Linked DNA regions of Homo sapiens: region 2 is linked to region 1. A link is a loop called in an ENCODE intact Hi-C map of the cell type or tissue named here. Cell type or tissue: chondrocyte. All regions are shown on one strand. Each heading gives the region's core, and the rest is flanking DNA. Links, peaks and the distances in the headings are about the cores only. Region 1 holds the start of LINC01355 (long intergenic non-protein coding RNA 1355). Region 2 holds the start of LOC124903876 (a long non-coding RNA gene).

Region 1 (2,913 bases), core at 110-2,609:
CAGTCCCAGAGCAAAAGCGTCTCCAGAGGAGGACATCTGTAAATCCCAAATCTGATCTCCTTCATCATCATTAGGCAACAGATAGGATAAGACTTCATGAAGAGAATTTTGGTGGCTTTAGATTGTTGAGAAAGTATATATAGGAAAAAACTGGAAATTATGTCCAAGATTTTTTGTCTAACTCCTTATCCTGATATTGTTAACATTTCACAACTAAAATAATTTTAACAGACAATTAGTTTTTAAAAATGTATTTTCATGACCTGAGACTACAGAAATTGCCATTTTCTTAGGACGTAGTTTACATTTGACTCTGCTTACTGTGTCCAGGGCATCCCCAAATTGGGAGAGATTGCCAAGTCAGTTGCCATTTTGCCTTACTTTTACCAAGGACTAGCCTACAGGTTCAGTTTTGCTCTTGACTTTGGCCCTGAATTGAGAACTGAGTCAAGAGAACAGAGTGGAAGTATGGAGACAAAGCCAGCAGCTTTACTCAAAAAATATATATGAGTCTAGTATTTTTTTTGTTTTTGAAAGACATGTTACTGAGCCCAACCCAGTCAGGGATCACTGAATATTGGGTTAAATAAAACAATAATGTTATTCATGTGTTTGAAATTAATGTTTTAAAGAACCACGCACACACTTTAAAATGTAACTGGATTTGCTATATAGGCCAGAGAAATATGGCTGTTACGATGAAGGCGTAACTTCTCTGGTTCTTGATTATTTACACCATTAGAGAAGAATGCAAATATGAATAGCTCAGAGTAGTTTAACTTTGAAGTGAGAGTTTATATGCACCTTTATATGTGGGATAACTGATGTCTTTGGAATAGACTTCAAATGAATGATAAAAACACCTGTAAAGTGATAGGACCTCTACTTTTTCTCATGTCCAATGTTCAGTTTCTTATAAACCAGGCATGAAGAGAAACAAAAAGTAATTAATTCTCCAGATCATGAAGTTGTCTTCAACCTAAGCACAGAGGTATAATAATTACATTTCTCAGAAGTTCCCCCTCTGTTTTGAGTCTCAAGGGCAATTGAGATGTCAGTGAGGCTGTGATTAAATGTATTGGATATTAGAGGATTTTAAATACAAACAAGTATTATAGGTGTTACCACTGACCCCGAAGGTAAGATTTACTGTGAAAATTTATAATGCAAGGAAGAATGATCAAGTTGGCTGTCAGAACAACAAAATATTACAAACCAGGATGTCTAAGAGCAGAAGTCCGTGGTTGCCACCTCTCAAGCCTCTTAGCTTAATCCAATCTAGGATGCATTTCCACTCTGCAACAAACAGTATTTATTTTTGCCTTATTTGCAGATAACAGTTTTAATGCAGGTACTGCCCATGGATTAGCTTTGAGCAGTGTCTTTTTGCTTTGGTTTTTTTATTTGTTTGGTTTGTTTTGAGACTGAGTCTCAGTCCTCCAGGCTGGAGTGCAGTGGTGTGACTTTGGCTCACTGCAACCTCTGCCTCCCGGGTTCAAGCGAGTCTCCTGCCTCAGCCTCCCAAGTAGCTGAGTCTACAGGCGTGAGCCACCATCCCCGGCCAAGCAGTATCTTTTTGCTTTGAAAGTGACTTACATGTACATTTGTTTTCCTTGTGAATGTTTCTTTTTAACTGCAAACTAAGAAACATTGAGCCCAGCATTCATATATTTGCAAACTCTGTCTTACTTAATTTCTCAGTTTTTTTCCTCAGAAAAAATGAAATTCCTTTTCTTTTTTAAATTTATTTTTTCTTTATTTTTCTTTATAAAGTGAAGAGTAGGTAGCATGAATTCCTCTTGCCCTTTGCTATTTCAGTCTGGCATCAGTAGCAATTGTTGCTATGTCCAGTTTTCATTCATGGATTTTTCTGGGATTGAAGATGAGTTCAATGTTGATTATTTAATTGGGCAGTATAAGTAAATTCATTGGCTCTCCTTCCAGTTTAGTGAATACTAAATATCATCCATGATATTTTATACTTCTTACACTTCTGGAATCTAACCTGAAAATAGAAGTTGTAAGTCAGGGACGGTGGTATGTGCCTCTAGTCTCAGCTAGTTGGGAGGCTGAGGCTTGAGCCCAGGCCTTCAAGGCTGTAGTGCACAATGACTGTACTTGTGAATAGCCACTGCACTCCAGCCTGGGCAACATAGCAAGACTCCCACCCCTTAAGAAAAAAGAAGAGAGAAAAAAATAGAAGTTGTGGAGAGGGAGGAGGATGCTTGAATACTTTGACCGTACTTGGCATAATAGACATTTTGAGGGTTTTTTTGTTTTCTTAAAATTCCTCTGGATCAGTTTTCATTGTTTCTAGTAATTATATTTATCGTTAATGAATTCATATTCTGCTCTAGCCCCTAAAGATAGTTTGATATGCTAACTTTTGTTTTGCCTTTCTAGCTGCTAAGATAGATAATGGTTATTGCAAAATGCACGTTTTTAAATGGTCTCCAGTGTGGATTGCTTCTGAGCTGCTGATGGATTGAATACATTGAGAAGGAATGTGTCATTTGGAATCCAGGACCAGTCAGCAAGGATAACTGCCTGATTTTATGGTCAGAATGCTCTAACTCTTATGGCATACTGATGACTTTTTCTTCCATTTTCCAAAAAAGCAAGTTTTGTCAGTCTCAGTGTTTCTCTGATCTAGCTACTCACAATTCCATTCCCAAAGTAGTGACCTAGTTCTGTCACTTGGGTTTCAAAGGGAGTTGAAGTGTCACTGAGTGAGTACAGCAAACCTGTTTAATGATTTATAGGAAGCAAATAAAAAGAATTTTGTTTGCTAACCTAGAAGTATATCAGATTTTGGTTTCAATTTATAATTTTGCAAAATATAAAGACATTTCCTGGCTAACTCCATCCAGATGAATTATTCAGTATTTTTTCTCCTATCTTAATGAAGTTAAT
Region 2 (2,913 bases), core at 203-2,702, 260 kb before region 1:
TGGGATTGCGCCACTGCACTCCAGCCTGGGCTGCAGAGTGAGACTCCATCTCAAAAAAAAAAAAGAGTTCTGAGTCATTTTTCAATGTTAGCAATTGAGCTGGCTTCATTTTTTTTTTTTTTTTTTTGAGACAGAGTCTCGCTCTGTCGCCCAGGCTGGAGTGCAGTGGCACGATCTCGGCTCACTGCAAGCTCCGCCTCCCGGGTTCACGCCATTCTCCTGCCTCAGCCTCCTGAGTAGTTGGGACTACATGCGCCCGCTACCACGCCCAGCTAATTTTTTGTAATTTTAGTAGAGACGGGGTTTCACCATGTTAGCCAGGATGGTCTCCATCTCCTGACCTCGTGATCCGCCCGCCTTGGCCTCCCAAAGTGCTAGGATTACAGGCATGTGAGCTGGATTCCTAATTTTGTCCCAGGTTTCTGTTCTCTTAGCCTGAGGAGTTAAAAATGCACCCTTTTAAAATTGAGTGCTGTTTAAGATCACGTGGGGGATATGGGGGTACACAGCATTCTCAATGATTTATTTATCTGGTTTAAGAAAGAAAAGAAGGAAGAAACTTCTATCTGAGAGCAGAACAGTTTTTTCTGGTGGAAGAGATGGAGAGAGACATGTGAAGCAGGGAGAACAGCATGGGCAATAGAGAGAGCTGAGAGGTCAGAGGGGAGTTAGGAAGAGTGTGTTGGATTAGAACGTAAGGGGGCCGGGTGCAGTGGCTCACACCTGTAATCCTAGCACTTTGAGAGGCCAAGGCAGGTGGATCATTTGAGGTCAGGAGTTCGAGACCAGCCTGGCCAACATGGTAAAAACTCGTCTCTACTAAGAATATAAAATTAGCTGGGCAGTAGTGGTGCGTGCCTGTAATCCCAGCTACTTGGGAGGCTGAGGCAGGAGAATCGCTTGAGCCTGGGAGGCAGAGGTTGCAATAAGCAGAGACTGTGCCACTGCACTTCAGCCAGGGTGAGAGGGTGAGAGCCTGTCTCAAAAAAAAAAAAAAAAAAAAAAAAAAACCTAAGGCCCATGTGTGAAGGGTCTGAAGATCGGAGGGACCTGGTGGTGGGGGTGGCTGGGCCGTGGTGGGGAGCTAGTTGCCAGACCTTGAACTAGAGAGAGACAAGGTCAGGTGTGTGTGTTAAAGAGATCCCTCAGGAAAACGAGGGAATAAACTGACAATTACAGGAATTATAGGGGCGGATCACGAGGTCAGGAGATCGAGACCATCCTGGCTAACATGGTGAAACCCCGTCTCTACTAAAAATGCAAAAGAAATTAGCCGGGTGTGGTGGCGGGCGCCTGTAGTCCCAGCTACACGGGAGGCTGAGGCAGGAGAATGGCGTGAACCCGGGAGGCGGAGCTTGCAGTGAGCCGAGATCGCGCCACGGGACTCCAGCCTGGGCGACAGAACGAGACTCCATCTCAAAAAAAAAAAAAAAAAAAGAAGAAGAAGGAATTATAGGTGGCATTTCCCCAAGAGACGCTAAGCAGCTCTGCTGGGACCTGACTCCCGCATGGGATGTCCCTCTTCCCGCATGGGATCACCTCCACGGGACCCAACATCTGTGAAAAGCATTCCCAGGGCCTACAAACATCTGGAAAGAATCTGGCCAGTCTAGTAGCCCTGTCCTCAGCGGGGCTGCTTCTTTCACATCCTGTTTCTCCTCCCCAAGCCCATAGCGGGTGAGTTACCTTGATGAGAAGATAAGACGCCTCGCAGGCTTTGGCAGGTGCCAGAGTTCACCTCTAGGTGGCAGCCTTCACCTTTCAGCCCCACCAGCTTCCAGCCAAAGGTCTGAGAGAAGGAAAAGGAACTAACGAAGACGCAGGGGGACCCACCAGGCGCCGCAGGCACATTTACTGAGCTGCAGAGCCACCATCTCAGGCGCACGTCATTCTCTCCACGTCACAACTGAGAGACGTGAAGTCACTGGTCCAAAGTCACACAGATGGGTGGCAATTGGCTTCTCTGAGCCTCATGTTCTTCATCTGTACAGAGACTGACCCATTCCCAGCAATCACTAATCTACTTTTTTTTTTTCCTGAGACAGAGTCTTGCTCTGTCACCCAGGCTGGAGTGCAGTGGCGTGATCTCGGCTCACTGCAGCCTCTACCTCCCGGGTTCATACAATTCTCCTGCCTCAGCCTCCCAAGTAGCTGGGATTACAGGCATGCGCTACCATGCCTGGCTAATTATTGTATTTTTAGTAGAGACATGGTTTCACCATGTTGGCCAGGCTGGTCTCGAACTCTTGACCTCAAGTGATCCACCCACCTCAGCCTTCCAAGGTGCTGGGATTACAGGTGCTGGGATTGAGCCACTGTGCCTGGCCTTTTTTTTTTCCGAGGCAAAGTCTCACTCTCGCCCAGGCTGGAGTGCAGTAGCACGATCTTGGCTCACTGCAACCTCCACCTCCCGGTTCAAGCGATTCTCCTGCCTCAGCCTCCCAAAGTGCTGGGATTACAGGTGCCTGCCACCACGCCCAGCTAATTTTTGTATTTTTAGTAGGGACGGAGTTTCACCATGTTGGCCAGGCTAGTCTCAAACTCCTGACCTTAGGTGATCTGCCCACCTCAGCCTCCCAAAGGGCTGGGATTACAGGCGTGAACCACCACGCCCAGCCCCACTAATCTACTTTTTGTTTCTATAGATTTATCTATTCTAGTCTGTAATCCCAGTACTTTGGGAGGCCGAGGTGGGCGGATCACCTGAGGTCAAGAGTTCAAGACCAGCCTGGCCAACAGGGTGAAACCCCATCTCTACTAAAAATACAAAAATTAGCCAGGCGTGGTAGTGCACAACTGTAGTCCCAGCTACTTGGGAGGCTGAGGCAGGAGAATCCCTTGAACCTGGGAGGTGAAGGTTGCAGTGAGCCAAGATCATGCCACTGCACTCCAGCCTGGGTGACAGAGCAAGAC

The links. A loop is a pair of places that touch in the nucleus more often than their neighbours do. Peaks named below come from ENCODE experiments on the same cell type or tissue, not always from the same donor. Only the 100,000 strongest peaks of a DNase experiment are listed, where the experiment ranks them.
Region 2: it touches region 1 in a loop (2.8-fold over the local background); 5 of 110 quality-filtered maps call a loop at or near these places.

What each region holds. Positions count from the first base shown.
Region 1 is chr1:23,283,640-23,286,552 of GRCh38, reverse strand. LINC01355 (long intergenic non-protein coding RNA 1355) reads left to right here and starts at 1,035. Exons shown (of 2, transcript NR_110616.1): 1 at 1,035-1,443; 2 at 2,143-2,913. In chondrocyte, for the core only: no CTCF peak of the experiment used is centred there; no DNase peak of the experiment used is centred there.
Region 2 is chr1:23,538,826-23,541,738 of GRCh38, reverse strand. LOC124903876 (a long non-coding RNA gene) reads right to left here and starts at 1,856. Exons shown (of 3, transcript XR_007065537.1): 1 at 1,687-1,856. RefSeq lists an enhancer at 1,608-1,902. In chondrocyte, for the core only: a CTCF peak has its summit at 1,747 (motif pointing right); no DNase peak of the experiment used is centred there.